Regions from separate parts of the Homo sapiens genome. Here region 1 is linked to region 2. Evidence: chromatin contacts called from ENCODE Hi-C or POLR2A ChIA-PET data. All regions are on one chromosome and are shown on one strand. The core of a region is the stretch at or near the end of the contact, and the rest is flanking DNA. Distances in the headings are between cores, read along the strand shown. Region 1 overlaps ETNK1 (ethanolamine kinase 1). Region 2 holds the start of LDHB (lactate dehydrogenase B).

What was found. A loop is a pair of places that touch in the nucleus more often than their neighbours do. ChIA-PET counts read pairs that join two places held with the same protein, here RNA polymerase II (POLR2A). Pooled maps may share reads with other maps.
Region 1: a map with no recorded cell type shows a loop between it and region 2 (3-fold over the local background). The contact joins the enhancer-like site here to the promoter of LDHB in region 2. A Hi-C loop is called at or near these places in 4 of 37 single-sample maps with no recorded cell type and 2 of 50 pooled maps. POLR2A ChIA-PET finds 5 or more read pairs at or near these places in 1 of 52 experiments (OCI-LY7).

The regions. Positions count from the first base shown.
Region 1 is chr12:22,683,561-22,689,156 of GRCh38, reverse strand. ETNK1 (ethanolamine kinase 1) reads right to left here. Exons shown (of 8, transcript NM_018638.5): 7 at 4,601-4,674; 8 at 1-4,275. The coding sequence ends at 4,203. Among named protein-coding and RNA genes, the nearest start is that of LINC02955, 14 kb to the left of the region's middle. Within about 2 kb of position 1,281, at least 2 of the 41 ENCODE cell types and tissues checked have a DNase peak (open chromatin) inside an H3K27ac peak, as active enhancers do.
Region 2 is chr12:21,654,740-21,660,219 of GRCh38, reverse strand. LDHB (lactate dehydrogenase B) reads left to right here and starts at 2,378. Exons shown (of 8, transcript NM_002300.8): 1 at 2,378-2,469. RefSeq lists enhancers at 1,897-2,076, 1,951-2,479, 2,457-2,706, 2,737-2,826.

The sequences.
Region 1 (5,596 bases), core at 32-2,531, 1.0 Mb before region 2:
AGTGTAAAAACTGTTCAGAGAAATCTAATTCATTATGTAATACATCTTATTAATTTCAGTTTTCAAGTATTCAAGTAATGCATACCCAAGTATTTTCTGTTACAGCAACACATTTACAGACTAAGCCTCAAACATGGGGAAAAATTCATTTAAAATAATTGATACACTTTTCTGTCCAACGACATCAAACCCAAGACATGACACTGGAATCACACAAGTGGTATATAAAAGTTAAAAATTTTAAAATAAGGTGGTTCAATATAAATAATGTCTTCTTTTCAAAAAGAACTGAAAACAGGTTATCTTAATACATAACTAAATTCCCAGTAAAAGGACATTCTGGAATCTAATGGACTAAAGAAAAACCAGAGCAAATCAATTTTGAAAGATGAAGCTGCTTTACCACATACTTAAAATGATTTTTCCTCTGTGCATAATAATTACTAGCATTTGTCTTCTGCATAAAGTCGCACAGGTTACTGTCAACAAGTTTCCTAGCATAAAGCATCGCTAACTTTGTCTATCAACTGAATGACTGATTGATTAAAAGCTTAAGTCTGTATCACTTTGGAATGCTTATTAAAAACAATTTAAAGCAGAAAATTGAAATGACAGTATTTTCACTTATATTATGAAGACAGAAATTCGTAAAATGGTACAGAAGGCTTCTGTGTAATGTAAAAAAGAAATATTTGTATAATTTTAAAAGTGGAGGGTTCTAACTTTTAATTGAGAGTGGGGGAAACTTTTTTTCTTTAAATCTGGAAGCTGTAGTAACATATTTATGAAGTTAAATATTTTTAGTTCAGCAAAAATGGAAATAATTGTCATTACAAGATTACTTAAGTCTTTTCTGTCTTTTATGATCCTATCATGATCAACTTTAAATTTAGAGAAGTCATTTGAGATATGCTTAAGTTGAACTAAAGACTTATTATTTGTCTAATTTCTGTATATATGGAAATTAGATTCACATTGGGATATCTAAAATTTCAAGGTTTTTTTGTAGAAAAAAATTAACAACCCTAAAAATAGGAAATTATTAAATTACATTTTTAATTTCCTTTAGCTTGGAATCATGACTCAAAGAACGGAGCTCTATTAATATAACAGTGTATAAATTCACTGCTTCCAGGAATCTAACCTCACAAAACCTAACGGCTAACTAAAAAATAAAGAAAAGTCTTATTAAGCACTGAGAGGCTAAATAAATGAGTACTGACATTAACCAAAGCCGACAAACCCTATTTCCAGTTCCTGTGATCTCACTGTGTAGCCACAACTGTTGGCTATTTTTACTCTAAAACCAACAAGCTGAATCATTTCCTTACAGAAAAATTTCTACAAAAGGGAAGAGAATGCAAAACAATACACAGTCTCATATGCAAGATACAGTTCACACTAATTTACAAATTTTTATTTACATTTTTTATATACATTCCAGGCAGACCTACTTGATGAGTTTTGTGCTCATATTGATCTCAGATGATCGTGTGTACTGTATGATTTACTACCACATCTCTTTGATTTCCAGAAAATGGTGGTAGCATGGGGTTAGGAGGAAAAGAAATCACTGGTCAGGTGAGATCATACAAGTATGAAGGGGAAAAAAGGAAAAAAAATTGCGGAATTTGGCTTGTTAAAGCATCCAGGCCACTATGGTCTATTGACTAACATTGAATATACATGAATGCCACTTCTTACAGCCATTTTCATATTTACAAAATGAGCTTACTACTAGTTGAGTTATTAGGTAAGGCATTCAAGTTCCTTAGCTTAACATAAAAAGGCAACAGACATCTTAGCACACCACAGGACAGATTTTAGAGGGATGATTTCAGAGCACTTTGAGATTTACCCTCCTTTAGAATCCCTTACATGGTCGATATAAAAGGGAAGCAATTCTGAATCCTATTACTAGCCTGCACCATGATCCCAAAAACCTATACAGGAAGTAGGAGCATCACAACAACCAAAATCTAGCCAGAATGGGGAAAATAGATTAGATATCTTATTTTGTTCCCAAGATCCACTGCATAGTCCCAGAGCTAAAGTGAGAGCCTTTATTCCTGGTTACATTCACTTCCCTATGAATCTCTCCAAAAAACCTACAATAGTGTGACAGCTAGTAGCTATGCACAGTCTATCAGCAATGGCTCAGTGAACCTCTATTCAAAATAGTTTGAAGTAAGAATATGGAGTAAGGTAGAAAAATTATCTTCTCTCCTCCCACAGTTCTACAAGATATATACTGTTGCACTTTAGAAGGCAGAAAGCAAAAAAAAAAAAAAAAAAAAAAAAAAAATTAAGAGTATTACACATTCTTTATCTGTTTTATGAAAATGTTCTAACCACAGACAAAAATTCCACCAAAAACAATTTTTCAAGTTCACACTAACATTATAAAAAGCTACTAGTTGTTTAATTGGTTCCATTCACTTAACTAGGCAAAGTTCTATTGATCTTACAGTAATATGGTTTATAAAAACAAAAGTGAACATTTATAACATTGGGGAGGTAGAAACCAAATCTGGTCTAACACTGTTACAGATACAAACATACTTTAAGATTATATTTATGTAACTAGAATTTACCATTTAAAATGGCCTGTGTTTCTATTTACTTTATTAGCTTCAAAAATCTTGAGATAATCCAAGTATTTTAAAGCATTTGTCTGAGAATATTAAGTCATTTGGAATACATTAGACTCCTCAGAAGATTTCTCAGAGGATAAATTTGTAGTTGCATATTTTGAATATGCAGATCCAGTAAGCCAACTTTGTACATGGGCACTTATGTGACCGAAGTGCAAAGCTTGTCAGACTAATTTTCTAAGTAAAGTTAACCATGACTGCTCAACTACACAGAGCAGACTTCAAAACCTGAAGCCTATTTATCTATCTGAAAGATCTAACTTCTTTCCATACAATAATTACCTCCCTCTTACCACCAGACAAAATTAAAAATACAGTTAAACAAAAACAAGAGAAATAAACAAAAGCCCTCCTGCCATGACTATTTATGCTTAATTCACATTTTGTCATTTGTCAGATTTTAAGTGTACAAGATCAATGCCCTAAGTGTTCCTTATTTAATTATATAACTGCCTCAACATATAACGCTGAACTTACATGTATCAAGTAATCATTTGCTATCAGTCTAAAAACATAGAATCAAACTAAAACATGAAACTAAAATGTGAGGAATGAAACATGAAACTGAAATGTAAGGAATGACTCTGGATAGGTAAAAAATAATTAACCTAAACAATATTTTCTTATTTCTACATATGATAAATTTTGTGTATTTGTTTCAAAAATTAGCAATACTAGTGACTATTTAATAATCAAAAACATAAAGCATCTCTAGAAGTAAAAGGAAATTTTTGGTTAGAAACAATTTGATACTATAAAATTTTTAAAACTGAAAATAGTAACGACCATATTTAGCATTTGAAAACATTATTTAATACAGATTTTGGTAACATTAACTAATACTTATTCCAAGATTATATGGTAAATATTTATATTTATACTGCCAGACTACATAGAGAAACAGGGATTTAATTCTAAGTTATATTACCCCAAAAAGAAATACTTTCTAATATTGAATTCAACAAGATGTACCACCAACAGAGACAGTGAATGTATTTCACCTTCCTAAACAGCTATTTTTATATGAAAATCCTAAATTATCTACATCAGTCAATGACTGGCATTTCAAGAGTAAATGATTCATTTTACTTACAATGCATCAAGATAAAAAGGTTACACTGAACAACTAGAATGTTTACTGAAATTAATCTTATTAAAGTAAAACTTAAAAAACTTATTTGGGACATTTTCATTGCTTACACTCAACGAACGTGAAACAGAGAAAAACAGTCACAGAATCGTGCTAAGTTTATAATAAATAATTCACATACAACATAGGTTAAATTATCAAAGAAATTAAACTGACATCTTTATACCTTTTGCAGATTTAACACATTTCTAATCCACCACATACGGATAGCAGTAGGTATATTTCTTGACATCATTCAGTCTATTTCAAAAATAGATTTGATTGTTTAGAGGCATAATTTATAAAGCAAGATAACCAAATTAAACAACAGAATTTTAACTAATATTGGCTTTTTGGGATTTCTTAAGAAAAGATTCACAAGCATTGCTCAGCTACTGGAGAATAATTAAATCTCTTCTTTACTCAGGCACTTTTAATGCAGTAACCTCAGGCTTCATTTTAAAGTACTGGTTAAAACGAACAATTGCATACCTAGTGAGAAAAGAGAACAACAAAAAAATTAGTCAAAGCTGAAAAACTTGGTCCTTCCCTTATTTTCACTCAGTCCTCTAAGCTGGTTTTCTTAAAGTTTAAGATTTTCAAAGGACATATTTTTAGTTTATTGCACCACCTACTGGACACTTTTCTAATCCTGCGAGCACTTAACAGCTTATAGCAATTTCTTCACAGACCAATTACTAAGTGTATACAACTTTTATAATTGATTGCAAATAACTACAATATTCCCTGTGAATTCTTAATGTTAATCCAAACAAAAGCAGAGACCAATGTAATCATATAATAAAATTTAACTTACCCAAGGAAATCAAACTCAATAGTGGAGTATTTGGCTTGAATCAAAGCCCACAATCCCCAAAAGAAATGAGAAGCCTTAAAAGAAGGAAAGAAAAATCAAAAATTATGATAATGAATTTCTCTGTAAAACACATATGAATTGCTAATTCTATCCTCTAAATCAACTCCATGCACCACACTTTCTTGCTGTTCTTTTTATATAAAGCGTCTAAAACCTAGATCCTACTGACGTCTGCACCCACTAGATGGCTACAGATCACTTTCGTCAACACCAAAGGAGATTATGGTAAATTATAATCACTTGAAAAATAGAGGCCAGTTCCTGTGATGTGCTTTTTTATAAAGCAAAGTTTACCATCAGCACTGATAGATGTTAGTGTTTTTAATGGTTATAATTGCTAACAGGCTTACACATTATTATATCAAAGGCCTTTGTTTCTTGACATACAAATATAAACACAAAAGAAAATCCAAATCTCACAAGCAATAAATATATTTAAATGTGAAAAATGTTCTAGGGGTGACAAACATCTGAAAATGATCTTACTGGCTTAATTCTGCATAACAGACCACAACATAAAGTAACACAACTTATGTCAGGAAAAATATGGGTTTTGGACTTACAGGGAAATTAGCATGTAATTAGTAACTGTAAAATAATTATGTGTGCTTTACAATCTATTTTCAGTTAAACAGGGTAATATTTTAAAATCTGAACAAGATTTCACTTCCCAAGAAATACTATATTCTAACTAGAAATATTCTAAGTAGAAACAGTATTAAAGACAAGGTTTTTGTTTCAGCTAAATTCATTACAGCAACAGTAACAAAGGGGCTCTAACAAAAAAGTATTCAACAGCCATGACCTTGGTATTTAAAAATACCAAGCAGCACAGTATACCAAAAAGAATTCTTAATTTGAATTACAAGATGTAGAGGTTCCAGTCCAGGCTCTATCTCTGAGTACCTTTGCAACCTTTAATAAGTCACAAACTTT
Region 2 (5,480 bases), core at 1,129-3,628:
CTTCTGCAACATCATAAATATTGTTGACAACAGCCCACAGGCTGGAAAAGCCCAGACGGGCAACTTGTATGTTGTTATGTTTACATCCTTTATCTAATCATTTTAAAATTCATTGACTTGTTTATTATCTATGATCCTCCACCAGAATATATGTTCCTCATGAGCAGGCATTTTATCTGTCTTGATCACTGAAACAGTGCCTGTCACAGAGGAAGTCCTCAATATTTTTTGAAAGAAAAATATTCTCCTTTTGACAAATATTGTTTTGACAATTTTGGACATTAACATTCAATTTTATAACTACGTTTCTGGGAATTATTTGTCCTTATCTCTAAATTAATTGGTTTAGCCATCATTGCCTGTATTTTTATGCCATAATTCCCCCCTTTCTTGGATTCCTAATTTTGCTTATTTTTCAATATGTTGGCATATAGTTTCCCAATGATTTTTTTCAAAATAGAATGGTATGGGGCATATATTTTCTGGATCATTGTATATATAAAATTGTGTTTTACACATAAAAGATAACTTGCCAGGGTATACAATTCTCAACTATTTGAGAGGGGTAGTATGCTCTCCTGGCATTTAGAGTTACATACTAGAGCATTCACTTTGTTCAATCAGATTAGAACACCTTGTGGCGAGGAATGGAAATGAGGGTAGAGGAGGGAAATAGATACCTCTTTTCATTTTTTCCTACCTCATCTCCAAAGTTACACAGTAATGGGGATGGCAAGAAGAGGAATAAGTGGAAAGATATTTAGAAGTAAAGTCTAAATATCTGACTTGCAAAGTAAGTGAAAAAGAAATCTAGGGTACCTTCTAGATAACTTGCTAGGCTGACTTGGCTATTCTTGCTTCAAACTTGGATTTAGGGTTAATGTAATACTTTTGAGATTATCCTCCAAGCTCTTTTCCTCACCATCACATTTTAATTTGTAATTGGACTGTATCTTCAGTCAAAGTCCCCACTAGCTGAATGATTTATGCTAGGAGAGTTTGAGGCTTATGAATTCTTCTCAACAAACCCTTCTCTTAGTGATTCTTTACTCTGAATTTTTATTGTACTTTAACCAAATTTCTATTGCCACTTATTGTAATTGAAATAGGTTGCCTACTTGTCTGTCTCCAATGGACTAGGAACACCTCAAAGGGCATAATCTTATATTTATGTTTTTTACCAATGCTTGGCACTGAGAATAAACTGAAGCAATAATTATAGAATTAGTGGTCATATACAAGAAATATGCATTTACAAAAAAAAACACTTCACATACAGGAAGTTTGTGAGATGGCTATATTTGAAAGCATTTTAATTATAAGAAAACAGAACTGAAGCCAGACTCTTCAGAATTCCTCCAATTTATCATTCATTCATTTATTCATCAATGCTATATTTAGGTACCAAGCACTGGCTGAGTGTTGAAGACAGAATGAATGACAACATCCAGCTTTGGAGTCGATTAGGGACTAAAAAAGAAAGTGCATCTCACTTAGTGGTCCCACATTTCCCCTAGAGGGCAAAGCCTGACCTTGAGACCAGGTGGAATTGTAGGGGAACTTCAGATGGCAGGGACAAAGCCTCATTGGTCTTGTCAGGCAACGAGTAAGCAATCATTGCGTGTTTGTTGAAACAGGTTGAAAAAAATAGTCATTTTCATCAAATGAACTTTAAAACGGAGATGATCTAAATTCAGATGTATTTTTTTAAGTCCTTTAAAGTTTAACTGAAATGCAACATAGAAATTTATTTCTGGCCGGGCGCGGTGGCTCAGGCCTGTAATCCCAGCACTTTGGGAGGCCGAGGCGGGCGGATCACGAGGTCAGGAGATCGAGACCATCCTGGCTAACACGGTGAAACCCCCCTCTCTACTAAAAATACAAAAAATTAGCCGGGCGAGGTGGCGGGCGCCTGTAGTCCCAGCTACTCGGGAGGCTGAGGCAGGAGAATGTCGTGAGCCCGGGAGGCGGAGCTTGCAGTGAGCCGAGATCGCGCCACTGCACTCCAGCCTGGGCGACAGAGTGAGACTCCGTCTCAAAATAAAAAAAAGAAGGAAAGAAATTTATTTCTATTTGTACTAAATCTAATAGAACAAGAGCGTTAAAGTCCAGAAGAGTCGGGGATGGGCAAGTTTTATAAATAACTTGGCCTCCGCATTGAAGAGCCTGCGAGATGTGAGACCAGCTGAGAGCGGAAGCCTCTGGAAGGAGACCTCCTCATCTGGAGGGTGGGGGAGGGAGTGTGCATACTTGAGCCCTTGTCCTTGAAGGGGATTGAGCGAGCCGAGGGGAGGGGTAGGCGGTACTCGGATTTCCAATCACAATGGAGAAACCTAAGAGGCTGCGGTGGTTGTGGGGCCCCGCCCCCTCCTCCCTCCTTGCAGAGCCGGCGCCGGAGGAGACGCACGCAGCTGACTTTGTCTTCTCCGCACGACTGTTACAGAGGTCTCCAGAGCCTTCTCTCTCCTGGTAGGTTTCGGCTCAGGACCCTGAATCCTGGCCCACAGGCAAGCCTGATGGGACGTGCGGGGTAGTACTTGTATGGGGAGACGCGGGAAGGAGGAAGAAGCACATCTGTCCTCCGCGGCCTTTAGCTCTGAGCATCCGGCCGCGGGCCCTGACTTTGCCGCTCAGTTTGGGGCGCAGGGGGGGCCGTGCCCTGGCGGAGGAGCAGAAGGCAGAGGGTAGCAGCTGCGGCTCAGCGGAGAGACTTGTTGCATTTGCAGCTAAAACCAGGCCCTACTTGTCCTTGGTGGGTTCATGGCGGCCACATCACCCCCACGGCCTGCTGGCGGGAGTCGGGACACGTGCCCGAGTAGCTGGGGGAGGGGGACGGAACCAGGTGGCCTATGAAGGCTGGACGATCTTTACCTCGAATATTTGAATATATTGCCACGGTAATAGAGAAATGCCCTTGCACTCGCTGGGATGAGGAGAAAGGCACCTAGATGACCAGCACGTTTGGCGCTGCACTTATTTTTACCCGGCTCTGACGGTCTTTCCAGGAGCCATGCGCCAGTTCTTTCCTGCAGGGCCTCTTTTCTGGATGCTTAGGGGCTTCGTTTACTTTACCAGCCTTGGGTGCTCCGAGTAAGGAAGTCCTAGACTTGTCCCCACAGACCTTACTCGGGGAGATCTCTAGCTTCTGCATGCCCTCGTGATCTGCTGTTCTTTGCTGCCGGTGCCCTGAGGAAAAGATGGTTTGTGCGCACCGCGAGCAGTACAAGCTGCAGTAAGGGCCTGGGGAATGGGGGGAGGGGAGGAATTCAAAAGCAAAACCTGAATTTTTAAAAGATTACGGTGAGAAAGATTCTGCAAAGAAGATCTTTGTTCCTGAAATTAAGGCGCTCCTTTATTTCTAATGATTTATATCCACAGCAGTGAGGAGACATAAGGGACCAAGACTCAGAGATTTTTACCGTTTGTCGTTCTTGTTCCTTACAGCCTGCACTCTGATGTTGGCACAGGCCTGTATATCATGCAGACCATTTTCTTCTCATTTCTTAAAACTCTTTTTAAGGAAAAATTGAAGAAAAGCACTTTCTCCAGAAATATCTGAAAGAAAATCTGGTTCGAGCCTTTAAATTGTACTTCCTGAAGTTTTCTAAATTAAAAGGTCTATCAGAACAACGAATCTGTATTTATATAGCCACTGTTTCTTCATTTTCATTTTCCACTGCTTCCTGGGCCCCCTGTATACCAAAACGGTCGTAAACAGACCATCTAACAACAATAAACTTAAGTGCAGAACAACTATTCATGTGTGTCGTCCTTCAAAAAGAGATGCAGCATTCTTTCTTCTGAGCCTGTTTAAAATGCAGGCCATGTCTGAATTTATTTCATTTTAAGGTCATCTATTTGTGGAGGCACTTGCACAACATTGCATCTTCTCTCTTTAACGTCCACTAGGAAACTGTAAATGTGATCTGTAAAGGCGAAAGAATCTCCTTTTAATTTATCCTTACAGATGGGAGGAAATATTTTTTGGAAAAAAAACTATAAGATAAAATAGTTGTTACACAGTTGTCTCCAAATTCAGATGCTTTATTCCAACTTTGAGTCCTGCTAACTCTTACTTTACGTATACAGTTAATAGACTAGACTTATTGCTTAGTCCATTGCAGATTAGAATTAAAAACTAGACTGGGAAGCTCTGGTACAGTTTGAGACAGGTATGGTGACCTCAGATGCGACATAAAAAGTAAAAAACAAGTGAAAATCATGGACATTACAATGGGCTACTACAATTATAAGTAATAATTGTGAAGAAAAGGCTTATTTGCCATCTGTATTCTCTGTTCAAGAAGACAGGGTGGTATATATTTAGTGTACTATAAATTGCCATGGAATTGATGTTTATTTCGATAAGTTTTGCTCTTTTTTTCAGTTATCTAGAAAACACATCTGGTTATCTGATGGCACAAGTACATTTGGTGTTACTGTACAGATCGTTCATTTTCCAACAGGTTTCGGTTTTGTTTTTTTTTTTACATTTTAGGGGTCTTTAGTTTGGATGGTTAGACAGAAACTGTTTCAGAGACTGATAGTCTCCTAATGTGATCCCCTGAAACGACAATGTATTAAGTGTCTATCTACTTTCCAAGAAGCTTCTTAGGTGCCCTAAAAGGAATTCAGGTTGATATTTTTGCAGACTTTGAATAAAAATTATTCATTGCCATTATATTGTCACTATGTATTAAGTATGCATTCTATGTCCAGTACACTGTAACACATTTTATGTGAGACAGAGTAGAAGAATCAGTCCCTATCTTCCAAGAATGATAACCATTAGTAGTAGAAATTATGTTCATAATTGGCCATTTATTCTTTTTATCCAAGCTTAAGTATGAGTCAATACTAGACCCAAACTTAGTTTACATAGTTACATATACATTCTTAATAGAGGAAACAAACAAATTAGCTAATTTAAACAAATGTTCACAGGTTTTTAGCCAGAAATATTAACAACCTACTAAATACTCACATGGAATCATAGGCTGAAGGAAGAAATCCAATTCTAATGGGCTTCATGAAAGTTTTTACCTTAATGAATTCTTCCATTAAATGGGTCTCATGGTTCTTTTTTTTCTTTTTTTCCTTTTGAGACGGAATCGCTCTGTTGCCAGGCTGGGGTGCAGTGGTGAGATCTAAGCTCACTGCAACCTCCACTTCCTGGGTTCAAGTGATTCTCCTTCCTTAGCCTCCTGAGTAGTTAGGACTACAGGCTTGCACCACCATGCCCAGCTAATTTTCTTTTTTTTAGTAGAGACGGGGTTTCACCATGTTGGCCAGGATGGTCTCAATCTCTTGACCTCGTGATCCACCAGCCTCTGCCTCCCAAAGTGTTGGGATTACAGGCATGAGCCACCATGCCCAGCCGGGTCTCATGGTTCTTTAAAATATATTCTGCTTTCTAGAATATCATTAGGCTCATTTTAAGTTGTACTTCAGTTCGAAATTGCAACAGTAACATTTTAAGG